Regions from separate parts of the Homo sapiens genome. Here region 1 is linked to region 2. Evidence: read pairs that join two places in POLR2A ChIA-PET (ENCODE). Cell type or tissue: CD4-positive, alpha-beta T cell. All regions are shown on one strand. Each heading gives the region's core, and the rest is flanking DNA. Links, peaks and the distances in the headings are about the cores only. Region 1 holds the start of LOC124904068 (a long non-coding RNA gene). Region 2 has its middle 33 kb from the start of SCAT1.

Region 1 (15,636 bases), core at 6,749-10,748, 200 kb after region 2:
ACACAGGCGTTTGCACTTGCACATTTGTAGAAAATTCTCCATGGGACCATATTCTCTCTCCCCATACAGCTCCTTTTTCTGGAAGCTACAGGTAACAGAGCTGAATTCATGCTCTTACTCTCAAATCTCCTAGCCTTCCAGACATCTCCCTCTTTTTTTTTTGGGACAGAGTCTCACTCTGTCAACCCAGGCTGGGGTGCAGTGGTGTGATCTCAACTCACTGCAACCTCCACCTCCCACATTCAAGCAATTCTTAAGCCTCATCCTCCCAAGTTGCTGGGATCACAGGCGTGCACCACCTCACCTGGCTAATTTTTGTATTTTTGTAGAGACAGGGTTTCGCCATGTTGGTGAGGCTGATTTCCAACTCCCGACCTCAAGTGACCCACCTATCTCGGCCTCCCAAAGTGCCGGGATTACAGGCGTGAGCCGCAGCGCCCGGCCTCCAGACATCCCCTGTCAGAGATGTGCCTCAGGGCTCTCCAGGGACCAGGGGTCAAAGGCTCTGTCCCCAGCCAGACAGCCTTACTCTTGGGATGACTCTACCTTCCCAGAGCCTGGTCTTAGATCAGGAGCCGGGGATTAACGGGTCCTGGAAAGCCAGGGATCAAAATCCCTGCCGTCCATCTGGAGACACTGGGAGGAGGCGATGCTCCAGCAGAGGCAGGACCTGCTTACCTTGCACTCGCAGCCCATCTGGTACCTGTGGTTCAGGCTCTTCTTCTGGGTGGTGCTCAGGGTGTCCCAGGGCACGATGAAGTCACAGAGGGTGATGTGCATCTTGCCGTCCCCCTCGGCCTTTCCTGCGGAGAGACGGGGATCACCGAGCTCAGGGAGAGGGAAAAGTCCTCCTCCTGCCCAGCTCCTCCACCCGGCGCAGGGGCGCTGGGATTTCGTTGCAACAATCCTGTGCACTGTCTATTCTGAGTTAAAACACAGTGGGTGGCCAGGCACGGTGGCTCACTCCTGTAATCCCAGCACTTTGGGAGGCTGAGGCGGGTGGATCTCTTGAGGCCAGGAGTTCAAGACCAGCCTGGCCAACGTGATGAAACCCCCTCTCTACTAAAATACAAAAAATTAGCCGGGTGTGGTGTCACACGCCTGTAATCCCAGCTACTTGGGAGGCTGAGGCAGGAGAATCGCTCTTGCACCCCAGAGGCGGAAGTTGCAGTGAGCCGAGATCGCGCCACTGAACTCCAGCCTGGGTGACACAGCAAGACTCCGTCTCAAAAAAATAAAAAGTGGAAAAAAAAAGAAAGCCATAATGCATGTTCACTGACAGAAACTTAAACATTGGAAACAAAGAAAAAACTTCCTGGCCAGGGGCGGTGGCTCATGCCTGTAATCCCAGCACTTTGGGAGGCCGCGGCAGGTGGATCACAAGGTCAGGAGATCGAGACCATCCTGGCTAACACGGTGAAACCCCCGTCTCTACTAAAAATACAAAAAATTAGCCAGGCGTGCTGGCGGGCACCTGTAGTCCCAGCTACTCAGGAGGCTGAGGTAGGAGAATGGCGTGAACCCGGGAGGCGGAGGTTGCAGTGAGCCGAGTTGGTGCCACTGCACTCCAGCCTGGGCCTGGGCGACAGAGCGAGACTCAGTCTAAAAAAAAAAAAGAAAAGAAAAAAATTCCCTACTTTCATTACCCACAGCTAATATTTTGATGTATTTCCTTCCAATATTCCACTATTGATTTTGAGACAGTCTTGCTCTGTCGCTCAGGCCAGAGTGCAATGGTATGATCATAGCTCACTGCAGCCTTGACCTCCCAAGCTCAAGCGATCCTCCCGTCTCAGTCTCCTGAATAGCTGGGACTATAGGTGTGAACCACTACACCCTGCTAATTTTTTATATTTTTTTTTGTAGAAACAGGGTCTTGCTATGTTACTCAGGCTGGTCTTAAACTTCTGCGCTCAAGCAATACCCCCACTTTGGCCTCCCAAAGTGTTAGGATTATAGGCATGAGCCACCACGCCTGGCCCCAATATTCTTTTAAATTAAATTTTATTCTAAAAAAAGGATAGAGACGATGTTTCACCATGTTGCCCAGGCTGGTCTTGAACTGAGCTTAAGTGATCCTCCCACCTTGACTTCCCAAAGTGCTGGGATTACAGGTGTGAGCCACTGCGCCCGGCCAATATTCTCTTCTATGTGCATCTTCACACATAAAACGTCATGCAGTATGTAGATTATATTGTTTCCTGTTTTGTTTTTCACAAAATATTAATTCACAGGTGCTTCTCCCATTTGAGTTTAAACTTATAATTCTGCATTTTTCCATTATGAAGAGCCAAAGCATGGAATTTTTGAAAATTAGGAATCTGCTCTGAATTCCCTTCATCAGGCATGATGAGCTGTGGCTTCTTTCTGTACTTCCGGCTCCTGACTCAGCTGCCTCCTTCCTTTGCTGAAGATACTACATTGGCAATAGCCTTGGCGTTTTACAAGCAGGAGGAAAAGAACAAAGCAGTGTGTTCCAGTGGCTGACAGAACCTAATGACAGCTATGGAAGTCATTTAAAAACTCATCCCTCAGGCCAGGTGCGATGGCTCATGCCTGTAATCCTAGCACTTTGGGAGGCTGAGGTGGGCGGATCACTTGAGGTCAGGAGTTCGAGACCAGCCTGGCCAACATGGCGAAACCCCGTCTCTACTAAAAATACAAAAAGAAATAGCCAGGCGTGGTGATGCATGCCTGTAATCCCAGCTACTCAGGAGACTGAGGCAGGAGGATCGCTTGAACCCGGGAGGTGGAGGTTGCAGTGAGCCGAGATTGCAAACTGCACTCCAGCCTGGGCGACAGAGACAGACTCCATCTCAAAAAAGAAAATAAATAAAAAATAAATAAAATAAAAACTAATCTTTCAGGCAGGGCATGGTGGCTCATGGCTGTAATCCCAGTACTTTGGGAGGCTGAGGTAGGGACATCACTCGAGGTCAGGCATTTGCGACTAGTCTGGCCAACATGGTGAAACCCCGTCTCTACTACACATACAAAAATTAGCTGGGCATGGTCGTGGGTACCTGTAATCCCAGCTACTCGGGAGGCTGAGGCAGGAGAATCGCTTGAACCCAGTGGGCAGAGGTTACAGCGAGAAGAGGTCATGCCACTACATTCCAGCCTCAGTGACAAGAGCAAAACTCCATCTCAAATAAATACATAAAATAAAAAAAATACAAAAAATTAGCCGGGTGTGGTGGCGGGTGCCTGTAGTCCCAGCTACTCAGGAGGCTGAGGCAGGAGAATCACTTGAACCCAGGAGGTGGAGGTTGCAGTGAGTCAAGATCAAGCCACTGCACTCCAGCCTGGGTGACAGAGTAAGACTCTGTCTTCAAAACAAAAAAAACAAAAACAAAAACAAAAAAAACCTCATCCCTCCTGCTACAACAGCCCCTTGTGAAGAGACACAGGTGTCAGTGATGAGCACCCACGCCTGGCAGAGACTGATGGGCAATTCCTTGAGAAGCAGACAGAGCCTCAGGCTGTGCCCTAAGCACTTTTGTTTGACAAAGTTTCAGCGCATCTGACTTAATGATCTCAGGCACAGCACCAGCCTCAGAGGATCCACTAATAGAAACACAGCCCAGCGAAGGACTAATGCAGCTCATCGACTGCACCCCTGTGCCATGGAAATGTGGATGGCTTGCCTGGGGCTCCAAGCAGACACAAGTGGCCTCCATTGTCCTGGGCACGGGGCACTCATTGTGCCAGCTCCCTGGGTTTGAATTCTTATGCTCGCACTTCCTGTTCTAGCTGTTCCTTTATCTTCGGGTCCTTTTCTCCGTTTAGACTTATGTGACATTCCAGGTGAGGAACAGGATGAGAAAGTAGAATTACTCCTGTAACATTTATTCCAAATCCTATAACTTCATAAGGTAAATGTTTGGGTGGCCTTAAACAATTCAAAACTAGCTGGGCATGGTGGCTCACACCTGTAATCCCAGCACTTTAGGAGGCCAGGGTGGGCAGATCACTTGAGGTCAGGAGTTCGAGACCAACCTGGCCAACACGGTGAAACCCCGTCTCTACTAAAAATATAAGAATTAGCTGGGGGTGGTGGTGCATGCCTGTAATCCCAGCTACTCAGGAGGCTGAGGCAGGAGAATCGCTTGAACCCGGGAGGTGGAAGTTACAAAGAGCCAAGATCGCGCCATTGCACTCCAGCCTGGGCAACAGAGCAAGACTCCGTCTCAAAAAAAAAAAAAATCAAAATTAGATATATAACTTTCCCCACTAGACCTATAGCTATTTTCTGTGAGTTCAGAATAGATCAGGAAGGAGCAAAACAGACAGATGGAAAGGAACCCATTCCTGTATCCTGGTTGATTCTGGCATTTGGCGCCCATACAGGTATACCGCAGCCCCTTCCCTGTCCAGCCTGGGCACCTGCCACTACAGACAGGCTGAAGCTCTATCCTGGCTTCCCAGCTTCTATGGTGATTTCCACTGTATGTATCACTTGACCAGCATTAACTCCCACTTTCTATTAGATTTGCCTTTCTTCTGCATCTCGCTCCTTAATCAGAGAGTACGTATAGAGAGTAAGGGCTGTGTCTTAACCCTTTTGTTTCCACAGTTCCCTGCACATAGTAATTGCTCAATAAGTTTACTGATGAGACACACCCGTGCTTGTTCTAATGATATGCTTCACATTCTGCCTTTTCCTGCCATCTTCTCTTTTGGCCTTTTACCACCAATTCTGGCTTCCTCAGGAGGTAAGCAATGGCAGGAAGAAGAGATGAAGTGAAAATTGTATTTTTTCTTTTTTTTTTTTTTGGAGACGGAGTCTTGCTCTGTCACCGAGGCTGGAGTGCAGCGGTGCCATCTCGACTCACTGGAACCTCTGCCTCCCAGGTTCAAGCATTCTCCTGCCTTAGCCTCCCAAAAAATTGGGATTACAGGTATGCGCCACCACCCATGGCTAATCTTTGTATTTTTTAGTAGAGACACGGTTTCACCATGTTGGCTGGGCTGGTCTTGAACTCCTGACTTCAAGTGATCCACTGCGCCCAGCCAAAAAATTGTATCTTTTCAATGGTCCTAGTTATTGGGCTAACATGAACGTGGCTGTCATGTATAAATGTGAAGAGAGGACCGCCTCTGGTCTGATTAAGACTTGGTTGGGTGTACACACCGTGAGCATCTGCAGCGATGTTCTACTTATGTCTGTCTCCGAGAAAAGCGAGGCATGAGTCTGGGTTACAGAAAACCGGGAATTAAAATTTGTAACGAAGGGTTGTATGTTTATTTTTCCTTTTGGAGAAGAGGAATGTAGAAGAAAATTACAGGGCCAACTCTGTATGAGTCTCCTGGTGCCCGACTCGACACGTGAGACTGAGTCATCGGTCCAGGAGGAGGTGGCCCGCTCAGGCCATGCGGTCACTCACTGGCCACAGCCAGCCAGAGCTGAGTGGTTCACTGTGCCCTGTGATTTCTGGTTAGCCCCTGGATAAAGGGTCTATCCTGACTCGAGGCAAACTGGATCTAGGTTCCTGCCTCGGGAAATAAATGCCAGATTCAATGTGGAGTCATCTGACCAAGGCTGGGAAAGAAGTCAGATGAGAGAGGTTCCTCTCGCCATGAGGTGAGTCAGCCACTGTGGCCATTAACAGCTTCACCCCTGCTCCCCCTCCCAGGGAGAGGAGGATGAAGTAATGCAGCCTCATTGGTGGAGAAGATACACAGCCAGCTGGCCACTGGGCAGGTCTCACAATCTTTGTTGATTTTTAGAAACAGGAAGTCCATGTGCAGATTTGTTACATGGGTATATTGTGTGTCCCTGAGGTTTGGCATATGAACGGATCCATCGCCCAGGTAGTGGGCATAGCGCCCAATAGGTAGAATTTTTTCAGCCCTTATCCTGCTTCCTCCCTCCCACCTCCTTGTATTCCCCAGTGTCTCTTGTTCACATTTTTATGACCATGTGTACCCAATGTTTAGCTCCCACTTTTAAGTGAGAACATGTGGTATTTGGTTTTCTGTTTTTGCACTAGTTCCCTTAGGATAATGGTTTCCAGCTGCACTCATGTGGCTGCAAAGGACATGATTTCCCTCCTTTTCACGGCTGCGTAGTATTCCGTAGTATATATACACCACATTTCTTTATCCAAGTCACCATTGATGAGCACTTGGGTTGATTCTGTGTCTTTGCTATTGCAGATAGTGCGGTAATGAACATACGGGCGCAGTGCCGTTGAACGATTTATTTTCCTTTGGGTATACACCCAGCAGTGGGATTGCTGGGTCAAATGCTAGTTGCTTTCTCAGTTCTTTGAGAAATCTACAAAGTGTGCCCCACAGTGGGTGAACTCGTTTACATTCCCACCAACAGCGCATAAGCGTTCCTAAGCGTTCCCTTTACTCCATAGCCTTGCCAACATTGGTTTATTTTTATTTTTTATTTATTTTTTTTGGGTGGGGGGACAGTCTTGCTCTGTCGCCCAGGCTAGAGTGCAGTGGCACAATCTTGGCTCACTGCAACTTCCGCCTCCCGGGTTCAAGTGATTCTCCTGCCCCAGCCTCCCAAGTAGCTGGGACTGCAGGCGCCCGCCACCATGCCTGGCTAATTTTTTGTATTTTTAGTAGAGACGGGATTTCACTGTGTTAGCCAGGATGGTCTCAATCTCCTGACCTCATGATCCACTCGCCTCAGCCTCTCAAAGTGCTGGGATCACAGGCGTCAGCCACTGCGCTGGGCTGTTTTTAACTTTTTAACTAAAGCTCTTCAAAATCTTTCAATGTCAGCTTTCTACCGAGGATCCCGCCACAGGTCCAGGGAGCAATGCCCTTTCAGCAGAGCCTTCACGCTCATTCTGCTACAGGCTACCCTAGCCCTCCTTAGACCTTCAGTATGACTCTCTGTATCGACTCACCAGCTTTTCATGCAGTGCTGTGCTGCGTGTATGGGTCACTGTCATCTCCAGTGTAAGACATAAAATTATCAGCTACCCTTGAGTGGGGCCTGACCAAGATAACCAGCATCTCTGTGATCATCATTTCTGGTCTCCTACTCCCACTTTCATCCTCTCAACAACCCCTCGTGGGGCAGATACTACTGTCATCATCCCCCATGTACGGATCGGCATGGGAGGCACAGACAGGTAAAGTTACTTGGCCAAGGACATTAACGAGTCAGGTGTCAGAGCACACATTCGAACTCGAGCAGGTGTTTTCAGAGCCTTCACTCGGGCATCTCATTGTATTTCTTCACATCTTTTCATGACACTTAGTCGTTATCTTTTTCTCTTCTAAAACAGAGACAGGGTCCCGCCCTGCCACCTGGGCTAGAGTGCAGTGGTGCAGTCCTAGCTCACTGCAGCCTCAAATGCCTGAGCTCAAGAGATCTTCCTGCCTCAGCCTCCCAAGTAGCTAGGACTACAGGTGCACATGACCACACCCAGCTCATCTCTTCTTTCCTTCCTTCCTTCCTTCTTCTTCCCTCCCTCCTTTCTTCCCTGCCTCTCTCCCTCTCTCCCTGACTCCCTTCACTCCCTCCCTCCTTCCCTTCCTCCCTTCCTCCATGCCTCCCTCCCCCTTCCTCCCTCCCTTCCTTCCTTCCTTCCTTCCTCCCTTCCTGTTTTGTAGAGATAGGGTCTTGCTATATCGTCCAGGCTGATCTTGAACTCCTAACCTGAAGCCATCCTCCTGCCTCAGCCTCCCAAAATGCTAGGATTACAGGTGTGAGCCACTATGGTCAGCCCATTTCCTTATTTTCTTTATGCAATAAACTGTTTGCACTTGGCACCTTTAGTTCTGTGTCCTCATCAAAACCTCGTGCCTCCTCCTTGAGATACTAAGTAGTATCTGAGTTAAAAAGTTAATGGAAATGTTAACAATTTGAAAACATATATAGAATTCAACTTAGAAGAGTATTACATATTTTGGAAACTTTAAAATGTATGCACATAAAAAGAAATAAAATCTACCAGCCGGGTGCAGTGGTTCAAGCCTGTAATCTCAGCACTTTGGGAAGCCAAGGCAGGCGGATCACCTGAGGTCAGGAGTTCAAGACCAGCCTGACCAACATGATGAAACCCCGTCTCTACTAAAAAAATACAAAAATTAGCTGGGCGTGGTGGTGCATGCCTGTAACCTCAGCTACTCAGGAGGCTGAGGCAGGAAAATTGCTTGAACCTGGGGGGCGGAAGTTGCAGTGAGCCAAGATCGCGCCACTGCACTCCAGCCTGGGCTTTGTTGCCTCCGTCTCATAAATAAATAAAATAAAATAAAATCTGACCCATGCTACAACATGGATGAACTTGAGGACATTATGCTAAGTGCAATGCTTCAGCTATGGAAGGAGGTATGACTCTACCTGTACGAGGTGTCTAGAATGGGCAAATTCATGGAGACGAAGTAGAAAGGTGGTTGTCAGGGGCTGGGCAAACAGAGGAACAGGGAATTATTGGTTAATGGGGAGAGAGTTTCAGTTTGGGATGATGAAAAACTTCTAGAAATAGATAGTGATAGTTACACAACACTGTGAATGTACTTAATGCCGCCCAGGTGCGGTGGCTCACACCTGTAATCCCAGCACTTTGGGAGGCCGAGGTGGGCGGATCACCTGAGGTCAGGAGTTCGAGACCAGCCTGGCCAACACAGAGAAATCCCGTCTCTACTAAAAATACAAAATTAGCCAGGCGTGGTGGCACATGCCTGTAATCCCTGCTACTCGGAAGGCTGAGGCAGGAGAATCACTTGAACCCGGGAGGCAGAGGTTGTGGTGAGTTGAGACCACGCCATTGCACTCCAGCCTGGGCAACAAGACAGAAACTCTGTCTCAAAAAAAAAAAAAAAAAATTAGCTGGGCGTGGTGTTGGGCACCTGTAATCCCAGCTACTTGGGAGGCTGAGGCAGGAGAACTGCTTGAACCCGGGAGGCAGAGATTGCAGTGACCCGAGATTGTGCCACTGCACTCCAGCCTGGGCAACAGAGAGAGACTCCATCTCGAACAAAAACAAAAACAAACAGAGAGCTTCAGCATGGGCGAGGATTCAGCTGGGTATGTTTGGACACCGGTGCTGGCTCAGACCAAGGTCACTTTTGCACCCAAGAGTCCTTCCGCAGCGCTGCAGTTTGGCCAGAAAGCCCCTAGAGGGCAGTGTGACGAAACTGAGCTGGGACGGCTGGGACTTACTTTAAAGGCTGTTCCCTGTGGATAGGAACAAACAGGATGCAGAAAACTGGAAGTAAGTTCCCTGCACCACGGGGGATTCTGTCTCCTTTCTTGTCTCTCCAGATTTTATTTTTCTGATGACAAACGTAATAAATGCCATAATTTTAAAGGTTTAATACAGGAAAGAACTGAAAAGGAGACACAGCAGATGCTGACACGCTGGGAAATTTCCTCCCGTGCTCTGTTCTGTGCACAGCTGCAGCAGCCCCCGAATGCCACACTGCAGACCATGCCTCTGCCACGCGCCACCGTGCGTGCTGTGCGGCCACCCCAGCTCTCCTGCCTCCTCTGTGTTTTTTTTGAGGGCATTAGTTAGCTGGTAAGATCTTTGCACCACAGGTGGTTTTTGTCCCTCTACCCTTCTCCATTTGATTTTTTTTTTCTTATTGTAAAAATCATAGATAATACTGGGCGTGTAAAATGGTGCAGCTGCTTTGGAAAACGGTCTGCCAGCTCCTCAAATGGTTAAACCTAAAGTCACCCAACCCCTCCCCACCCCCGACCCCACCAATTCCACTGCCAGGGATACACCCAGGAAAAATGAGAACAGGTCCCTGCAAAATCTCACACACCAATGTTCATTGCAGTATTTGTCACAATGGCCAAACGGTGGCAACAACCCAAATGCACATCAAATGATGACCGGATAAACAAAACGTGGTCTATCCATACAGTGGAATACTCAGTCATAGAAAGGAATGAAATTCTGATACACACTGTAACATGGATGACCCTTGGAAACACGAAAGAAGCCGGTTACACAGGGTCACACGTATGATTCCGTTCCCAGGAAAGCCCAGCATAGAGAAATCTATAGAGACGGGAAGTATACCAGTGGCTGCTTAGGGCTGGGGGAGGGGGAGGGGAGTCAGGAGGGTAATAGCTCAAGAATACAGGATTTCTTTTTGACTGTAGTGATGGTTGCAGAACTCTGTGACATACTAAAACCACTGAATTGTAGGCCGGGCGCGGTGGCTCACGCCTGTAATCCCAGCACTTTGGAAGGCCTAGGCGGGCAGATCACCTGAAGTCAGGAGTTCAAGACCAGCCTGGCCAACATGGTGAAACCCCGTATCTACTAAAAATACAAAAATTAGCCAGGTATGGGGGCACACATCTGTAATCCCAGCTACTTGGGTGGCTGAGGCACGAGAATTGCCCAGGAGGCAGAGGTTGCTGTGAGCCAAGATCACACCACTGCATTCCAGCCTGGGCAACAGAGGGAGACTCTGTCTTGGAATGAGAATAAGAAAAGTGCTCATAATAAAACATTTTAGGAAGTCCAGAAATGCATCTTAAAAGGGGGGGAAGTCTCCTATTATCCCCAAGGAGAGGGATAGAAGTCTTGATGACCGAGATACCCAGCAAAGCAGGAGCTGTGAGCATGTTAAGGAAGGGAGGGAAGATCTTACCCAAGGGGAGATAACAGGAGTCTTCCCTGCCCAACTCACAGCCCTGCATCTTCCTCCCTGCAATGACCTCCTCCCCATCCATAGGCAAGGACACCACCTTCTTCCAGCAGCAAGTCTGTCTAGACCCTTGGACCTGTGAGAGTCTCTCTTCCTTTTGTACCTTCTTTTTTTTTTTTTTTTTTTGAGATGGAGTCTCACTCTGTCGCCCAGACTGGAGTGCAGTGGCACGATCTCGGCTCACTACAAGTTCCGCCTCCCGGGTTCACGCCATTCTCCTGCCTCAGCCTCTTGAGTAGCTGGGACTACAGGCGCCCGCCACCACGCCCGGCTAATTTTTTTTTTGTATTTTCAGTGGAAACGGGGTTTCACTGTGTTAGCCAGGATGGTCTCAATCTCCTGACCTCATGATCTGCCCGTCTCGGCCTCCCAAAGTGCTAGGATTACAGGCGTGAGCCACCTCGCCCGGCCCCTTTTGCACCTTCTAAGCATTCACTTACTATTCACAATTCTCCACAAGCAAAATCTATTTTCTTTCTTTTCCAGTCTCCCCATTCGGAACATCTGTGTGCTCCATGATGACCAGAGCCAAGGATCTCACCGTGGGAATCTCCCATTGTCTCTAACACGGGGCTGGGCACCTAACAGGTGCTCACTAAGCACACATTGATTTTTAGAAGGGAAAAAAGTACATGTCACCTAAACCAGAAGAAAATCCCCCAATCATGGATATTTGGATTTGGAGTATATGTTTATGATTACAGTTGCCTTTTGGAACAAACTATAGTACCAGGCTAGGGGAATTGTCTTGTCTCTTCTTTCTTTTCTCTTTTTTTTTTGTGAGATGGGGTCTTGCTCAGTCACCCAGGCTGGAGTACAGTGGCGTGATCTCAGCTTGCTGCAATCTCTGCCTCCTGGGTTCAAATGATTCTCATGCCTCAGCCTCCTGAGTAGCTGGGACTACAGGCACTTGCCACCACGCCCAGCTAATTTTTGTATTTTTAGTACAGACAGGGTTTTACCATGTTGGCAAGGCTGGTCTTGAACTCCTGACCTCAAGCAATCCGCCCGCCTCAGCCTCCTACATTGCTGGGATTACAGCCATGAGCCACTGCACCAGGCCTTGTCTATTCTTTTTTTCTTAAGTTTGTGATCAGATTCCTACTTCCCCAGGGAGGAGGGGAATAATGTTCCTTAACTGGCTGAGTCAGTGCCATGCTAGACTGCGGCTGCCGGCCACATGTGGCTGTTTACATTTATACTAAAATTACTTGAAATGAAATAAAATTTAAAATGCAGCTCCTCGGCTGCACTAGCCATATCTCGGGTGCTCATGAGCCACAAGGCTGGGGGCTGCTGGACTGGATGGTGCAGAGACCGCTTCCATCACTGCAGAAAGCTCTTTGAGCCCAGTGGTTCTCAAGCAGGGGCAATCTACCCCACCTCCCCTGGGCACATGTGGCAATGTCCAGAGACCCCGCGACTGGAGCGGGTGCTGTGGCATGTAGAGGGTGGGGGCCAGGGATGCAGCTGAATATCCTATAATGCATAAGGTAGGCCCCCACAACAAAGAATGGTCCATCCCCAAATGTTAATAGTGCTGAGATTGAGAATCCTGTCCTGGCCTCCTGTGGTTCAGCCTAGCTGGGCAAGCAGAGGAGGCCGTAGAAGGAAGTAAGGGAAAATAATTTTACTTAGGAATAAAAATATAGGCTGGGCACAGTGGCTCACGCCTATAATCCCAGTACTTTGGGAGGCTGAGGCAGGAGGATTGCTTGAGCCTCGGAGTTCAAGACCAGCCTGGGCAACATGGTGAGACTTCTTTACCAAAAAATAAAAAAATTAGCTGGGTGTGGTGGCACACACCTGTAGTTGATCTCAGCACTTTGGGAGGCTGAGGCGAGAGGATCACTTGACCCCAGGAGATCGAGGTTGCAGTGAGTCATGATCGCACTCCAGCCTGGGAAACAGAGCAAGACTTTGTCTCAAAAAAAAAAAAAACAAACCAAAAAACTATAAACAAAGAGATGCAACAATAAACAAAATGTGCTACATTCATACAATGAAATATTATTCATCCTTAAAAAGTAAGGACATTTTGGGCCGGGTGTGGTGGCTCACGCCTGTAATCCCAACACTTTGGGAGGCTGAGGTGGGCGGATCACCTGAGGTCAGAAGTTGGAGACCAGCCTGGTCAACGTGGTGAAACCCTGTCTGTACTAAAAATACAAAAAAAAATTAGCCAGGTGTGGTGGCGTGTGCCTATAATCCCAGCTACTTGAGAGGCTGAGGCAGGAGAATCGCTTGAACCTGGGAAGCGGAGGTTGCAGTGAGCCGAGATAGTGCCATTGCACCCCAGCCTGGGAAATAGAGCGAGACTCTGTCTCAAAAACAAAAAAAAGAGTAAGGAAATTCTGATGTATGCTGTAACGTGAACGAACCTTGAAAACATGATGCTACTGAAATAAGCCAGACAGAGAGGACAAACACTGCAGGGTTCCACCCATGTGAGGCCCCTGGAGTAGTCAAATCCACAGAGACAGAAAGTAAAATGGAGGTGGGCCAAGGCTGAGGAAGAGAGAAGGGGGAGTTAGTGTTTAACGGGGACGGAGTTTTGGTTTGGGAAGATGTGGAGACAGATGGTGGTGATGGTTGCACAATAGCGAATGTATCTAATGCCACTGAAGTGTACACTTGAAAATGGTTGGCCGGGCGCGGTGGCTCGCGCCTGTAATCCTGCCACTTTGGGAGGCCGAGGTGGGTGGATCACCTGAGGTCAGGAGTTCGAGACCAGCCTGACCAACACGGTAGAACCCCATCTCTACTAAAAATACAAAAATTAGCTGGGCGTGGTGGCGTGTGCCTGTAATCCCAACTACTCGGGAGGCTGAGGCAGGAGAATCGCTTGAACCCAGGAGGTGGAGGTTGCAGTAAGCCAAGATCGCACCACTGCACTCCAGCCTGGGCGACAGAGCGACACTCTGTCTCAAAAAAAAAGAAAGAAAGAAAGAAAGAAAGAAAGAAAATGGTTAATTAACATGGCTACATTTTGTTACGTATTATTTTACCACAATAAAAAAAGGAGACAGATGAATGAATAAGTCAAGCAGGTCTCGTGCATAGTATCCACAGATGTTACGCGAGCTTTTGGCCCTCCCGACGGCAGAAAGGGTTTCTCTGCCCTGCATGTCTCCAGCATCCCGCACTCGCCTCCCTTTTAGGAACAAAAGGCAAAAATGCTCCCTTTTTTTTGTCCACCAATCTCAAATTTCCCAGGAAATTGGCAGGTAGTGAACATTCACTAGCATTCTCTGACGGGAAGTGGCCGAGAGGGCTCCGTACCCTGCCTCACTGTTCCTCAGCTACTCCGCCTCCCCACCCCCCGAGCCTGGGAAACGAGCCCTGGACCGCGTCTAGGAACAGCCCCACTTCTGTGCCAGCCTCCGGCTGATGGCCCCACTCATACACACCTGCAATGAGATATTCCTTCTTTCCTCCAACGTCCAGCGAGACCCCACACACTGCCGAGGAGGGGGCCGTGTAGATAAACTCTATATCCTTCTCAGGCCCTTTGAACATCTGGAAAGACAAGGAGGAGGACATGTAAGCAGAGGGAGGCCACACAGTTGGTGAATTCCGTTCCCATCCAGAACACCCTGGGCGGCACAACCTGTAGCTGGGGTACAGCCAGCACCCAAGAGGACCAGGAAGTGCAAATACATGGGTTAGGAAAAGACCGTTCCAGCTGGGCTCAGGGCTCATGGCTGTAGTCCCAGCACTTTGGGAGGCTGAGGTGGGCAGGTCGCTTGAGGTCAGGAGTTTGAGACCAGCCTGGCCAACGTAGCAAAACCCTGTTTCTACTAAAAATACAAAAATTAGCTGAGCATGGTGGCAAGCGCCTGTAATCCCAGCTATGTGGGAGGCTGAGGCAGGAGAATCGCTTGAACCTGCGAGGTGGAGGTTGCAGTGAGCTGAGATGGCGCCACTGTACTCCTACCTGTATGACAGAGTAAGACTCCGTCAAAAAAAAAAAAAAAAAAAAAGAAAAGAAAAAGACTTCTTATAGCAAAGTGATTCTTTGGAGTCACTCAACTTTTAGTGTGGCAGATCACAGCAGGTGAGCACAAGACTCATCTGTGCCGGGCGAAGTGGCTCACACCAGTAATCCCAGCACTTTGGGAGGCCGAGGCAGGCAGATCACGAGGTCAGAAGATCGACACCATCCTGGCTAACATGGTGAAACCCTGTCTCTACTAAAAATACAGAAATTTAGCTGGGCGTGGTGGCGGGCGCCTGTAGTCCCAGCTACTCGGGAGGCTGAGGCAGGAGAATGGCGTGAACCCAGGAGGCGGAGCTTGCAGTGAGCCATGATCGTGCCACTGCGCTCCAGCCTGGGAGACAGCAAGACTCCATCTCAAAAAAAAAAAAAAAGACTGTCATCTGGAGCATGACATCCTCAGACAACACCTCTGTTCCCTCACCCCCCACCCCAAAGAGGTCATTTCTGAATCTATGGGGAGGGGCTTTTGTACCTCCACGTGACTCTGGACCACCATGAAGGACCATGACTTTTGCATATTTCCAGGAATTTTTTATTTTTTTGAGATAGGGTCTCACTCTGTTGCTCAGGCTGGGGCTGCAACCTCAACTTCCCAGGCTCAAGTGATCCTCCCACCTCAGCCTCCCGAGTAGCTGGGACTATAGGCGCATGCCACCATGCTTGGCTTTTTTTTTTTTTTAATTAGCAGAGACGAGGTCTCGCTCTATTACCCAGGCTGGTCTCAAACTCCTGAGCTCAAGCAATCCTCCTGCCTCGGCCTCCCAAAGTTCTGGGATTACAGGCATAAGTCACTCCACCCAACCTATATTTCCAGGAATTTTGGTCAAATATTGTCTACTTGATGGCAATGAGAGCAGAGAGGCACCTCAGGAATTAGGACATAACTCCATGGGCCAGAAGAGTTTGCTTTCTCAACATGTGATTTACTCACAGCCTTTCAGGAACGCACCTGCTGCCCAGGTGAAGAATGGCATTTTCTCAGCACTCAGGGA
Region 2 (15,636 bases), core at 6,503-10,502:
TTTTTAGTAGAGAAGGGGTTTCACCATGTTGGCCAGGCTGGTCTCGAACTCCTAATTTCAGGTGATCCACCCCCCTTGGCCTCCCAAAGTGCTGGGATTACAAGCGTGAGTCACCATGCTCAGCCGATTCTTAAATTTAGATTATTAGTTAGAAAAAAGTGCGCTGAAAACAGGAGTCAAGTCTTGGGGGGATGGGGGAGTTTGTGGGTGGGTGTGTGTGCATGTACCGGGGCAGAGGGGAGCTTGTAGAAGAAGAAGGAGAGAGACCACGTTCTCCATAATGGGCCTGACTCTGACGCATGTTAGCTGGAGTCCTTGCTTTCTAAATGTATCTGGATCTCCCCCTTCCTGGTCCGAATGTTTTCTGTGTTGCATTTTTTGAGCCCTCACTGTGATAACACGAATGCTGTGATCTGATCTCAAGTGGAGAAAAGGGGTCCTCCTTTCCATCACCAACGTGTGAGCTCAGGTAGGGGAAGCCAAAGCTCTGCCCCAGGCACCCTGAGAATCAGGAAGGCACCAGGTGGATGTGTGCAGGAGGGACTCGGAAGGCCACAAGGGGAGACAGACTTGAAGTTTCCTAACTTGAGGGCCAACACTCACCAGTTCCTTCACCAAGGACGTCTCCAACCAGAAGGACCAAAACCATGGAGGTGACAGACAGGTGAATATCAAAATTTAAAATTGAGCCCAGGGTCAGTCCTGGCCCTGGCATCCGGTATCTTCCCACATTGGCCACTTTTCTCCAGCTCCCAGGGGGCTGCTTTCACAGGAAGCAGAGTTCCAGTGAGGACACCTTTGCACAGGTCTGACCCTGAGAGCCTCTTACTGTCCAGCCACTTGAGTGAGGCCTTATTCAAACGGTAAAGGGTGAAGCTGCTGCCCTCCAGGGTGTGATGGGCAAGGTCTGTGTAGAGATAGTGAGGGCCAAAGCCGGCAACATAGTCACCCAGGGGTGAGGGCCGAGGCTAGCCCTGCCCAAAGGCTGGAGCCCAGGAGACCAGCCAGGGAGAGAACATGGTCCTGCAGGAGGGTGGGAGGTCACCCCACTTGTTCAGCACAGCTCATGGAGGGCAGGCGAGGAGGCTCGGCCCCCGCCACACTGCCCCTCCGGAGCACTTTACTTCTCCGTATTCAAGACTCTGCGTCATGCCATTGGAATAACACAAAAAACATGCTTTTGTATTTGCTCACCAACAGTAGTCTGTTCATTCGAGTAACGTCCTTCTGGCAGGCACCTGTTGTTGATTTTGGAAAGTTTAGGAAAACATGAGATTCAGGAGCCTCATATGCAGTCACCGGATCCGGGTGCCCTGGAATGGCCCCAGCCCCCAAGTGCAGCTGCTCACGGGCCACAGGCTGCCACGTTCCTCCTGACGGGGATCGTGGAGATGGCGCAGCAGGAGAGGAAGACTAACAGGCTGCCACGTTCCTCCTGACGGGGATCATGGAGACGGCGCAGCAGGAGAGGAAGACTCAAGAGGATTCAAGCCTGACAGTACTTTTGGCTTCTGGGTCTAGGAGACTCAACATTCTTCCCAGTCAACATTAGATGAATGAATGAGTGATGAAGGGGGTGGCCAGGAGTGGTCAGGAGCAACTCTACACAAAATAGAAGGCCAGGCGCAGTGGCTCACGCCTCTAATCCTAGCACTTTGGGAAGCTGAGGCGGGTGGATCACCTGAGGTCGGGAGTTCAAGACCAGCCTGGCCAACATGGAGAAACCCCGTCTCTACTAAAAATACAAAATTAGCCAGGCATGGTGGCGCATGCCTGTAATCCCAGCTACTCGGGAGGCTGAGGCAGGAGAATCGCTTGAACCTGAGAGGCGGAGGTTGCAGTGAGCCAAGTTCACACCACTGCACTCCAGCCTGGGCAACAAAAGTGAAACTCTGTCTGGAAAAAAAGAAAAAAAGAAAGAAAGAAAAAAAACAAACCTGAAACAAAGCACTTCAGATCCCCCCCCACCCCACCCTATCCCTCGCCCCAAAATCAACCATGCAATAGAAGAAAGCTGTAATTCAGCCCTTCAGACTAATTAGATATCTTAACACAGGCACTTGGAGATATATAAAAAGAAACAACTAGAATCAGAAATTCAAATCCTAAGAACAGGAATGGCAAAAGTGAAATGTGGGAGAAGGCTTTAAAATGGGTGATCGGGGAAAGGTATATGAGGCGTCTCTGTACCATTCTTGCAACCTTTATGCCAGTTTGAAAATACCATGAAATAACAGATTTTAGAAATGCTGAGGATTTTCTTGTGAACGGCATGGGGGGCTGAGAGGAACATCGCCCTGGCTGCCGGCGAGACAGCATCCCAGCCCAGGAGCTGTTGACAGAGGGCAGCTTGGGTGGGACCACGACAGATACCTGCAGGAGGCCTGACCGGCGGCGGGGATGGGGACTGAGCCTTGGCGGTTGTATTAGTCGGTTTTCACACTGCTAGTAAAGACATACCCAAGACTGGGTAATTTATAAAGAAAAAGATGTTTAATGGACTCACAGTTCCGCATGGCTAGGGCCGGGAGGAGGGAGGCTCACAATCATGGCAGAAGGCAAAAGGCACATCTTACCTGGCAGCAGGCAAGAAAGAATGAGAATCAAGCTAACAGGGTTTCCCCTTATAAAACCATCAGATCTCGTGAGACTTATTCACTACCACGAGAACAGTATGGGGGAAACTGCCCCCACGATTCAATTATCTCCCACTGGGTCCTCCCACAACATGAGGGAATTATGGGAGCTATAATTCAAGATGAGATTTGGGTGGGGACACAGCTAAACCATATCAGTGGTGATGTTACTGAGGGCGGCCAGACAGGCCAATGACCAGAGCACAGGACACAGCTACAGGGTTTGGCCATTCTGAGGAGGAGCAGCACAAACAAGAGAAACAGCCCAGACCCTGTCCACTGCACACTTTGGCCAGTGAGCGCGCCTCGATTTCCAGACTATGAAAACATCTGTCGGCTGGGCACGGTGGCTCACGCCTGTAATTCCAGCACTTTGGGAAGCCGAGGCAGGCGGATCACAAGGTGAGGAGATCGAGACCATCCTGGCTAACACAATGAAACCCTGTCTCTACTAAAAATACAAACCAAAAAAAAAATTTAGCCAGGTGTGGTGGTGTGCACTTGTAGTCCCAACTACTCGGGAGGCTGAGGCAGGAGAATTGCTTGAACCCAGGAGGTGAAGGTTGCAGTGAGCCGAGATCGTGCCACTGCACTCCAGCCTGGGCAACAGAGCGAGACTTCATCTAAAAAAAAAAAAAAAAGAAAGAAAAAGAAAACATCTGTCTCTGAGAAGCATCATAGTTTACTTAATCTAAAGAAATAGCATATGAGCACCCAGTACGTAGCAGTGAGCCAGTGAATCATAAGCACGATTTCTTTTTTATTTTTTTGAGACCAAGTCTCGCTCTGTCACCCAGGCTGGAGTGCAGTGGTGTGATCTCGGCTCACTGCAACCTCCACCTCCCGGATTCACACCATTCTCCTGCCTCAGCCTCCTGAGTAGCTGGGACTACAGGTGCCCACCACCACGCCCGGCTAATTTTTTGTATTTTTTAGTAGAGACGGGGTTTCACTGTGTTAGCCAGGACGGTCTCCATCTCCTGACCTTGTGATCCGCCCACCTCGGCCTCCCAAAGTGCTGGGATTACAGGCGTGAGCCACCGCGCCCGGCCCATAAGCACGATTTCTTATATGAAATACCAGAGAAATGAGGGGTGCCAAGCACAGAGTGGTGGCCACATGGCCATTCGCCCGATGGATACTTAAGGATCACAGTGGTGATGAAAATGAGAGCGTGAAGGGTGAGTTCAGGATCTGTGTGTAACAGAAGAAACACCACACTGCCTTCAGTGTGGTGAGATTGTGAACAAAGGTGGTGCAGGGATGCCAGGACCCGCCAGCCGTGTAAGGAGAGGTGCTGCAGCTGCCTAAACCCCAGTCGGGAGGGGAGTTTAGTGAGCCGTCTGGTGGAGAGAAGTGGGTCCAGAGTTAGAAGACAGCAGTGACGCTGCCCAAAGCAGGCTCCTTCTTTCTCTCTTTCCTCTTCCAGCTTCAGATCACCTCCACCCTTTAAGAGTTAGAACCGCTTTAAGAGTTAGAACAACCATCCTGACAGCCTGTGAACACACCTGAACCACATTCTCTTCGGTGCAGGAAACAGGTTCTGATAAATGATTCACATGATTCTGCCTGGCATGAAGCAGCCTGCGGTTTATTCCCATGCATCGTTTATTCAGCAGACACACCCCGAGGGCCCACAACATGCCGAGCATTGTTTAGGAGCTGGGAACACAGAGACGAACTGAAGAGACAAAATCCCGTTTCCCACAGAGCTGACCATCTAGTTAGTGTCACGGTTGAAGGGACCATATCACCCTGTCCTTCATGAATGCAGATGCAAAATATCCTTAACAAAATATTAACAAATCGAATCCAAAAATACACTTAAAAAATCATGACCAAGTGGGCTCTATCTCAGGAATGCAAAGTTGATTTACCACGAAAAAAAAAAGCCACTTGATTCGCCATGCTAATGCACTAAACAGAAAAATCATGAATATTTGCATCTGTGCAGAAAAGCCATGTGACAACACTCAGTCCTGATTAAAACTCTCAGAAAACTAGGACAATAGCAGGTGGAGCATCTCCAACCTGATAAAGTACATCCCTGAAAAACCTACAGCTGGGGCCGGGCGCGGTGGCTCACGCCTGTAATCCCAGCACTTTGGGAGGCCAAGGTGGGCAGATCACGAGGTCAGGAGATCGAGACCATCCCGACTAACATGGTGAAACCCTGTCTGTACTAAAAATACAAAAATTAGCCGGGCGTGGTGGCTGGCACCTGTAGTACCAGCTACGCGGGAGGCTGAGGCAGGGGAATGGCATGAACCCTGGAGGCGGAGTTTGCAGTGACCCGAGATCACGCCACTGCACTCCAGCCTGGGCGACAGAGCGAGACTCTGTCTCTAAAAAAACAAAAAAACCTACAGGTGGCATCAAACTTAAAGATGAAGAACTGAATGCTTTCCCCTAAGATCAAGAGCAAGACAAAGAACTCATCCTCACCATCTCTATTCAGTATTGCACTAGAAGTCCTAGTCAGTAGAATAAGGAAAGAAAAATAAATAAAGGCATACATAAGAAAGTAAAAGGAAAGGAAGAAATAAAACTGGCTTTACTTGCAGACAATATGATCGTCTATGTAGAAAATCGCAAGAAATATGCAAAAAAGCGATTAGAACTAATAAATGAATTTAACAAGGTTGCAAGATATAAAATCAATTAAAAATCAATCAAAAAATCAATCATATATGTATATACTAGTAACAAACAAATAGCTATTAAACTTTTAAAGTAATGGTATTTATAGGCTGGGCGCAGTGGCTTATGCCTGTAATCCCAGCACTTTGGGAGGCCGAGGCAGGCGGATCACTTGAGGTCAGGAGTTTGAGACAAGCCTGGCCAACATGGTGAAACCCCGTCTCTACTAAAAATACAAAAATTAGCCAGGCATGGTGGCAGGTATCTGTAATCCCATCTGAGGCAGGAGAATCGCTTGAACCCGGGAGGTGGAGGTTGCAATGAGCCGAGATTGCACCACTGCACTCTAGCCTGGGTGGCAGAGCAAGATTCTGTCTCGAAAAAAAAAAAAAAAAAAAAAAAAGTAAAAGTATTTATAATTTATAATAGCATCGAAATGGATGAGAAACTTAGGGACAAATTTAACAAAATATGTGCAAGACCTATAAGGTAAAAACTGTAAAACATTACTGAGGGAAATTAAAGAAGACCTAAATAAACGAAGAAATAAGCCCTGTTTATGTATGCATCAGAAGCTGCAATATTGTTAGATGTCAGTTCTCCCATGATTGATCTAGAGATTTAATGTATTCCCAATCAAAATTCCATCAAGCATTTTATGGAAATTGATAAGTTGACTTTAAATTTATATGAAAATGAAAAAGACTTAAAATGGGCAAAATGATTTTGAAAAATTGGAGGACTTTTTACTATCTCTGACTGCCAAACTTGCTATAAAGCTACAACAATCAAGGCAATATGGTATTGGCATAAGTATAGACAGAGATGGATGAAACAGAGCAGAGGGTCCATACAGCCAGTATGGAGAAAGGCATGGAGGTTCCTCAAAAAACTAAAAATACAGCTACCATATGATCCAGCAATCCCACTGCTGAGTCTGTACCCCAAAGAAAGGAAATCAGTAGATCAAAGAGATACCTGCCCTTACATGTTGGTTGCAGCTCTGTCCACAATAGCCAAAATTTGGAAGCAATCTAAGTGTCCATCAACAGATGAATGGATAAAGAAAATTTGCAGATTTTCTGGGTCTTTCTTCTAGATATGGTGAGAACTTTGCTCCTTCTAGCTTTCTGTATCCTAAGTGGAAGCCAGAACACATATTCTATTTATTTTTTAAAATTAGAAGGAGGCTGGGTGCGGTGGCCCACGCCTGTAATCCCAGCACTTTGGGAGGCCAAGGCAGGCGGATCACCTGAAGTCAGGAGTTCGAGACCAGCCTGGTCAACATGGCGAAACCCCGTCTCTACTAAAAATACAAAAATTAGCCAGGCGTGGTGGCAGATGCCTGTAATCCCAGCTACTCGGGAGGCTGAGGCAGGAGAATCGCTTGAACCCGGGAGGCAGAGGTTGCAGTGCACTGGTATTTCAGGAAGGTGCCCCCTCAAGTCTCCATGGTATCCCTTGGGCCCTGAACAGGGGGCTAATTTGTCTGCACCTTGAGTGAGGCCAATGGGCTCGGGCTGTGATGTGTGATGTCTGCTGTCACCGACGGTGCCCAGCACAATGTGAGAACTTAGTGGTCTCCACCCCTTTTCCTGTGACCGAAAGGGTGCACCAGATGCTATGGAGCAGACACACACAAGTTACCCTTGAACAAGGCAGCGTGCAGAGTTCAGAAACCAGTAGCACAAGCATGGGGCGGGGGCGCTGCTCTAAGACATCATCAGCATGAATGGGCGAATACCTGACAGGTGTGAGTGGATTCGGTTCGGTGTGAGTTAATAGCATTGCGTCACACAAGCACCTGAACAAAGCTGATGACATCGGGGGGCTCTCGGGTGAAGGAAGCTGGGGTCCCGGTTTTAGGGGAATTCCTCCTCCAGGAGCCCTCCTGGCGTCTCTCTTTGCCACCCAGCCCCAGCTTAGGATGGAGGGCCCTAGGCTGGGTTCCTAAGGCCCCGGGTGATTCCCTGAGGCGGCCATCATCCACATACATGCACGCTTGTCTGCCTGTGGACGGTGTAAAGCCCCTCGAACCCTCCCACGGGCCGTCCTTATCTCTGTACCCACGGGGCTGGTGTGCACTAGAGCAGTGTTCCACCAATAAATGAGAAGGCGCTTTGAAGAATGAGCAGGCGCTCACCTGGCTGGGAGAGGGGTGGGCGAGACCCATGGCTGGGAATGAGCAGGGCTAAGGCAGCAGCATTCCAGGTCCCCTCAGTCCCATGGCTGGAGCAGGGCTGTCGGGGGAGGCTGCAGGAGATGGAATGGGGAGGCCAAAAGGGACTCCAGCCTGGGAGGTGCAGTCTCCCCCTCTAAGGAGTTTGGGGCTACCCCATTGTCAGGAAGGTGTTTTGAGGGGTTTCCAGGAGGTGGCTGGTGGGACACAATCACATTATCTGAGCCCTGAAAAGACCAGGCAACACCATGGGAAACTGGCTGGAGGGAAACCAGTGTGGAGCCTACTGTGGTCCCGGGGCGGGAGACCAGATCCTCTCTGGGTGTTCGTGGCTGTCCGTGGTGTCCAAGGCACCAGGGACAAGGCTACGCAAGGGGCACCTCTAGCTCATGGCGGATAGTTCCGACGCTGCAGCCGTCAGACGTGTTAAATCACACAGGGCATGAACCGGGAAACATGAAATCCACCCTCAGCTTCAATTGCTCCAATAATTATTTGTTAGCTCAGAAGTTCAAGACATTTGGAACAGGTCCAACAATGATGTCAACTTAGTTCCCATCTCTGAATCTGTGGTGGAGAAACCTGGACACTGGAAACAGGGTGGGTTTGGGGATCCGGCTGACCTGGGGCCCAATTCTGACTTCCCTGTTTCTGCGAGCCCCTGGATACGTACGTTTCTAAATGTCTCTGAACCTCGGTTTTCCTGTCTTTATCATTCGTGCATTCATTCATGACATTGTCATTTATTCAACAAATACGTACTGAGCACCTACTATCTATCAGGCACCGTTCCAAGTACAGGGAATATAGGTGTGAAAAAAAGCTCCTGCCCTCACTGATTTTACATCCTGGGACAGGGAGACAGAGGAATAAGTCATGAGGTGCCACTGGGCAGGGAAGGGGCTGGGGAGAGCTGCGGGCGGCTGTGATCGTGGTAGCAATGAGCCCTAGCAGCACTGCTTTCATCTCGGGGCTGCTATGAGGACTGAGTTAGAGAATGGGTGTTAGAAGAGGGCTGGCACCTGCCGGGGCCCAGCATCTCATCCTGCACCAGCCTGGTGGGAAGGCTTGATTCCCTTCAAGTATCAACAGCCATGGAAGCTAAATCTCGACCAGACCTCGCAAGGAGATTTAAAAGGAGAAAAGAAAAAAGGCATCATTCTGAATAATTATTCCTCAAAGCCGTCCCTGTGGCGTGCTGATAACCTATCGGGTCACATGTGGCAGTTTACTTTAAAGGCAAAGGGGTTTCCAAATGAACCTGCCCGGGCGGGGAAGCTCTTGTGGTTCCTGGCGGCATCCTGTCCCTCAGTAGAGAATCTTATCACGACTTCCTCAGGCTGTTGACATTCTGATTAGTGTGCAGTCCACAGACATCAAAAAGGACAAGGATGGATTCTGAAACCAGGAAGTTTTACTGACTGTCTTGCTCACAGACATTTTAGCCTGTATGTTGTCATCTGCAGTCAGTGACTGTAACCTCTGTATTGTACCGTCCAGTGAAAAGGACAGCTCCAATGTGAGGAGTCCCCCTCTACACTCTCCTCTAAAAGGCTTCCAGCTTGGAGCAGGCCCCAGGACACGCCCACCTTTGTTGGCATGTCTGCCGGGGTTCATCCTCACTTCCGGTTTCCAGTAAACCAGATCACAGTATTTCTGCCTCAGCTACTCTCTGCCTATGGGGTAACCCTGCTCTGCCAGAGCAGTCAAAAAAGAAAAAACATTGGGAAAAAAAAAAGGAAGAATATTATTTCTGCCTCAACAGTCTTGATTTCGGTCAGCAGGAGGCTGCGGTGGGATAGCTGGGAGCACATTTGGGGTGGTGTCAAGTGTCACCATGGAGGGGAGGTTGAGCTTGATCCTCTAGATGTGACACTGGCCGCTGGTCTGGGAGTGAGGGTGGAGAGACAGGCTGGTGCCTTGATTAGCGCCAGCAGCTCGCTGCTGCACTCAGGCCGGAGCTGCCAGAGACAGCCCTCAAGGACTCATTGTTGGTTGAGCAACGCAGAGAGTATGTGTGGCCCCAGGGCAGCCGGGCCCCAGGGCCAGGTTACTTAGGGGTGTATGTCTGCTGCCTGAACCCTGAAGGCCAGGTGGTTAGCCCAGGCCATGTTGCCCAGCTGTATTCATTCCTTTTCACTCTGCTGGTAAAAACATACCTGAGGCTGGGCATTTACAAAAGAAAGAGGTTTAATTGGACTCACAGTTCCACGTGGCTGGAGAGGCCTCACCTTCATGGCAGAAGGCAAGGAGGAGCAAGTCACACCTTACGTGGATGGCGGCAGGCAAAGAGAGAGCTTGCGCAGGGAAACTCCCATTTTTTAAAACCATCAGATCTGGTGAGACCCATTCATTATCATGAGAATAGCACGGGGAAGACCCGTCCCCACACTTCAGTCATTTCCCACCGGGTCCCTTCCACAACACGTGGGAATTATGGGAGCTACAAGATGCGTTTGGGTGTGGACACAGAGCACAGCCAAGAGCAGGTGTCCCTGAGAACCCAAACATCCTGGGGAGGCCCCGAGCACTGGGGCTCCCTGCCCCACCCAGGGCAGGACGTGAGCAGGACCTTTTGACATGGAGGCAGAGAAACACTTCCCAAGAACCTCAGAGGGTGGGCTTGGGAGGGGTGGCCAAAGCTCCTCCCCCCAGGCCACCGCTTCATGCGTGGAGTTTGTATCCTGCAGCTTTGCCAAATCCACTTATTACCTCCCCGTTTTTTTGTGTGTGTGTAGAATCTTTAGGGTTTTACATATATATATGTGTGTGTGGGGGGTGTGTGTGTGGGGGTGTGTGTGTGTATATATGTGTGTGTGTGTGTGTGTGTGTGTGTGTGTGTGTATATGTAAAATCATGGCATGGCAAACAGAGATCATTTTACTTTTTCCTTTCCAACTTGGAGACCTTCTTTTTCTTGCCTAATTGCCCTGGCTAGAACATCCAGGACCATGTTGAGGAGAAGTGGCAAAAGCAGGCATCCTTGTCTTGATCCTGATCTTAGAGGAAAAGCTTCCAATCTCTCTCCGTTGAGTATGAGGTTGGCTGTGGTGTTTTCATAGATGGCCTTGTACTGTGACAGGTCCTCCACCAGGTTACTTAAGGGCATATGTCTGCTGCCTGAACCCTGAAGGCCACATGGTGAGTCCACGCCACGGTGCCCAGCCAAGGAGTAGGTGTCCCTGAGAACCCACACAGCCCAGAGAGGATCTGAGAACCCGCCAAGGAAAAGTCCCATGGCACACACACACAGTAGGCAAAGAGCCAGAAAATCAGCGTAAAAGCAGCCTAGAGATGGGGGCGGCGTGGATCTCTCGAGCTGTCCTGCTGCTGTCCGGCAGTGCCCTGTGTGCGGGTCCCCATCAACTCTGCTACTCACCAGGCTGGACTTGCCCCAGTCCTTCTTTGGGGCCTGGGAAGGAGGGGACGATACTGTCTCAAGTGTGTCCCGCAGTAGGCCTTGCTTGTGTTGAAAGGGTTCCTTCTGCGCCTGCCCCGTTGGGTGTATTTCCTGGTGGAGTTTCATTTCGTCCAATGCTTTTCCTGCATCGATGGAGATGATCACCCCGTTTTCTCCTTCATTCTGTTAACGGTGTAGATCACACTGGTAGATGTTTGTGGGTTTGTGGCAGGCCAGGCTCACTAACGCAGGCCTCCATAACAACTGTTTCAGCACTGACCACGTGGTGAAGTTAAATATTAAAAGCCGGCCGGGCACGGTGGCTCACGCCTGTAATCCTAGCACTTAGAAGGCCGAGGCGGGCGGTTCACGAGGTCAAGAGATCGAGACCACCCTGGCCAACATGCTGAAACCCCGTCTGTACTAAAAATACAAAAATTAGCTGGGCATGGTGCCACGTACCTGTATTCCCAGCTACTTGGGAGGCTGAGGCAGGAGAATCACTTGAACCCGGGAGGTGGAGGTTGCAGTGAGCCAAGATCATGCCACTGCGCTCCAGCCTGGCGACAGAGTGAGACTCCATCTCAAAAAAAATTAAAACAAAAATAAAAGCTGAGAGAGCTGGCCCCCTTATACAAAGGCTGGGATGTAACAAAAGCCTGCCAAGAGTTTTGCCCAGGCCTTTCCTGGGCCTTAAAGCATGAAAAATAACAAAGGAATTCTTAACATGACCCGTTTAGGACTAAACAAGTTTTACTGAGGCCATGAACCACAAGCCCTTCCCCAGGTGGACCATTGGGAAGCCACATGTGACCAGTAGGTGGTCACTCATCTTTCTGCAGAGCTCCCAATGTGACCAGCCAGCTCCCCACCTGCCGGCCATTATAAGAGTCATCCTCTTCTTGACACCTCCAGAAGAGAACCTGGATTTCCAGCCCAAGTCTGTCCTTGTCGGCTGCCCAGGCCCAACACTTAGGACTCATCCTGATTTCTCCTTCTCCCTCCATTTCTACCTCCAAGTTCTGCTGCCCCTCCCTCGAAGGCACATCATGAATTTTTAATTGTCCCCTACACCTCTCTCACGGTTGTCCCAGTACAATCCCCATCACCCCCAACTGAGTCATGTCACAGCCTCGTGCTGGCACTGTCCTCCCCCAACAATTCTCCCTCCAGCAGCCAGAGTCCCTCTCCAGCCCCCAAGCTCCACGCCACCTCAGACGTCCCCTACCATGGCCCTGGTCCCGCTCCATCTGGCCCCTGCTGACCTCTCCTCTGCATCCCCTGCCACCCCAGGCCTTAGCCAGCCCATCCCAGCAATTCCTTCAGGATCCCTCCACCCCACCACTAGCTACCCTACTCTAAGCGGCGCCCCGGGCCCTTGCCTGGTGGCCTCCTCTTCAGCTCAGCAACCTCTTCTCAGTGGGGCCTTCCCTCATCAGCCCGTTCAAGTTACCTCCTCCGCTTGCTCTTTCCAATAGCCGCCCACCTGTTTGCTCCTGGGGTTAGCCCCCCACACCCCGGGATCACTTCACTCAATTTTCTCATGTCTGCTCTACCCAGACTCTGAGCGCCAGACACGGGTTCTCACTGCTCCCAGTCTCCACCTTTGGCGGCCACAGCCTTTCTGCCGACCTAGCATCCATTCTCCACCCTCTGCTTGCCGGCGTCCGGCCCACGGTACCCCAACTGTGTCTGCAGGATGTGTGCCCAGCCCCAGTGAGGCATCAAATGGGCCTAAGCGGAGGATTGGCTGAGAGGTGGAGACGAGACCCAGGGTGATGCTGAAACGTAAGGACACGTCTGCAGGGAATCCGGGGAAAGACACTTCCTCCTTGATGAAGGGAGGCAAGCATGGGGGGCCCTGGCTGCCCCTCGCTCCCTGCTCCTCCTTCTGAGTGCCACTGTGTGAGGATATGGTATCCCCTCCTTCTAACTGTGCCACGACCGGGTCAATATGAGTGTTCCAGGAGAGCGGAGGAGGAGGAAAGCTCCGGGTTACATCCCAGGGCAGCCGAACAACCTGGAGCGCACATTTGGGACTTCCTGTTCTTATTTGTGTCCTCATGAGTCATGTCCCCACTAGGTGAGCTCTCTGTGACGTGCAGCCTCACGCGCACTGACAGGCATGAAGCCCAGCGCTGGGCGCATGGGACCTGCTCCATCAGGTTAGAAGCAGGGAACAAACGCCTCACGGCTCCTGCTCCCAACACAACCATGGAGACAGGCACGTCCGCATAAGCCATCCCAGAACCGAGTGGACTCACTGCTCAGGAGCACGAGGAGGCCCTTCAGCCTGGGGAAAAAGCTGGGCCAATCTGGACGGCGCAAGGCTTCGAAGAATGAGAAGGTTTTGCACAAACAGGCTGGCAGAGGAGATGGCAAAAGGAAGTCTCATGAGCAAAGCTATTAGCTATTAAACGGTGGCTGTGGAGCAAGAGCTTGGGACACAGGGCAGGGAGGGCGCAGTTAAGGATAGAAACAGCTAGAGATAAGGCGAACAGAGCCTGGTGGAGAAGGCCTTGAGCATCATGCAGATTCACGTTCTCTTCTGCAAGCAAAGGGACAGGTTCTGTTTGCTTGTTTTACTAAATGGAGGAATGACATGATCAGTAGATGAAAATTCCACAGCCGCATCAATCACGGAGTAGAAGATGGCAAAGCCTAGAGGTCCGCAGACCAGTGGGGAAGCCACCCCCGCGGGCCAGGCCTGTGATGAAGGTCTTGGGGCGGCGACAGTGGCTGGAGGAGCCACTCCAGAGGTCCACAGGGAGGGCTTGGGAATGCCTGGGTGTAGGGAGAGAGGGGGAGACACATGAGAAAGGGCTCCAAGCCTACACAGGCTCTCTGAGGGTGGCAGCAGAGTCCCCAGGACAAGGGGCAGTCTTGGGGCTATCAGCTGTGGACAGGCTGAGCTGGGGAGGCCCGGCAGCCACTCTGGTGGAGACGTCCCACAAGCAGTCAGAGGTGGAAAGGGGAGCCTGGAACGGGCCGGAATTGCACAGGCACACATAGGGGCCCACAGCGGGTAGCAGCAGGGTCAGTCGCGGGACTGATTATCTGTCAAGGAAGAGGGCTTAGGAACACTGGGGGCTAGAATCCTGGGGGATGTCCAGCAGCTGGCGGGTGGGCAGAGAGGAGAGGCCAGGGAAAGAACGCACAGGGAGCTGTCAGAGAGGTAGGAGAGCCCAGGTAGACTAATCCACCAGAGCCAAGAGGAGAGAGGAGGGGGACCCCTGGCTGAGGAGTGAACGAAAGTGAGGACATAGATGCAACGAGGAACTGTCGGAGTCCCTGTTAGCAATGCAAAATGTTTGTTCCCTGGTGTCACAAGGAAAAATTAGCATTCAGACAAAAAGTTCTCTCAGCGAGGCAATTTTTACTTTCTGCAGAAAGGGTGTCCCTTGCAGATGGAACAATGGGGAGGGCACACACAGAATAAAGAGACGCCAGAATATCCATTCTATATGCATGAGGCCTCTATTGCTGTGTCCTGTCTCCATTGGCTGGAGCCGGACCTCACAATCTAAATTAAAACCCGATTGGCTAATAATTTATTCTCAAATAAGGAAGGAGCATAGGCTGTGAGCTGGAACATGCCTATGAGCACGTGAGCACAGATATCTTGGTTAAGGTACAAGGACATGGAATGTACTACGTGCCTTGAGCATGTCTAACAGCTACCTAGGATAGGGCTTAACAAAGAGTTATTAGCACAAAGCAAGGAGGCTTGAAGGAAGTTAGTCTTTAAAAGAAACTATTATTTCTAACACTTATGATTTATTCTTTAATAAGAAGGGAAACTTTGAAGAGGAAACTTTTTACTTTCTACAGTCCTGCAACCACACAAACAACTGCAGAGAAAGGCAGCAGCAGCAGGCCTCCTAACAGCCAAGAGGCGGAAGCAACCCAAACGCCCATAGATGAATGAATAACAACGTGGTCTCCATACGATGAATGTTATCTGGGCATAAAGGGGAATGAGGCTCTGACACACGCTACAGGGATGAGTCGTGTAAACGTAACGCTAAGTGAAAGAAGCCAAACGCGAAGGCCCATGTAGTGTATGATTCCATTTGTATGAAATGCCCAGAAGAGGCAAGTGCATAGACAGAACCATTAGGACTGCCCGGGACCAGGGGAAGAGGAGGAGAGGCTGCTGATGAGTAGACAGGGTGTGCTTTGGGGTGATGAACTGTTCTCAAATGGATTTTATTGGCGTTTTAATAACTTCGTGGATGTATTACTATTGCAGGATTTTTCCTTAGTTCAGCTAAACACCTCTTAAAGGTCCTACCTTTTCATACTGTAACAATGGCAGTTACATTTCAACATGAGTTTTGGAGGGAACAGATATTCACACTGTAGCTTTCTGCCACTGGTTCCCCCACACTCGCCAGTCTCAGTACAAAACGCATTCATTCCATCCCGACTGCCCCAAAAGTCCTAACTTGCTCCAGCACCAATTCAAAAGTCCAAAGTCCAGAGTCTCCTCTAGATCAGATATGAGTGAGACTCAAGGAACAATTCATCCTGAGGCAAATCCCCTCCAGCTGAGAGCCTCGAAATTTAACAAGTTATGCACTTCCAAAATACACTGGGGGACAGGCATGAGATAGACATTCCCATTCCAAAAGGGAAAAAAGGGCAAGAAGGAAAGAATAACCAATCCCAAGTAAGTCTGAAACCCAATAGGGCAGACATTAAATCTTAAGACTCCAGAATGATCTCTGACTCATCTTAATGTGATCCCCCAAGGCCAGGAGCAGCCCCACCCTGTGCTG

Evidence for each region. Peaks named below come from ENCODE experiments on the same cell type or tissue, not always from the same donor. Only the 100,000 strongest peaks of a DNase experiment are listed, where the experiment ranks them.
Region 1: POLR2A ChIA-PET joins it to region 2 with 5 read pairs; 1 of 35 experiments calls an interaction of 5 or more read pairs at or near these places.

The regions. Positions count from the first base shown.
Region 1 is chr17:78,856,844-78,872,479 of GRCh38, forward strand. TIMP2 (TIMP metallopeptidase inhibitor 2) reads right to left here. Exons shown (of 5, transcript NM_003255.5): 3 at 14,055-14,163; 4 at 679-803. It overlaps LOC124904068 (a long non-coding RNA gene), which reads left to right and starts at 5,382. Exons shown (of 2, transcript XR_007065924.1): 1 at 5,382-5,584; 2 at 11,131-11,387. RefSeq lists silencers at 4,255-4,455, 7,110-7,310 and an enhancer at 5,464-5,758. In CD4-positive, alpha-beta T cell, for the core only: CTCF peaks have their summits at 9,095 (motif pointing right) and 9,295; DNase peaks (open chromatin) are centred at 9,088 and 10,038.
Region 2 is chr17:78,657,336-78,672,971 of GRCh38, forward strand. No RefSeq gene overlaps it. Among named protein-coding and RNA genes, the nearest start is that of SCAT1, 33 kb to the left of the region's middle. RefSeq lists enhancers at 8,947-9,558, 9,559-10,169, 10,170-10,780, 10,781-11,390. In CD4-positive, alpha-beta T cell, for the core only: no CTCF peak of the experiment used is centred there; a DNase peak (open chromatin) is centred at 8,746; H3K4me3 peaks cover 781 bases; H3K27ac peaks cover 1,392 bases.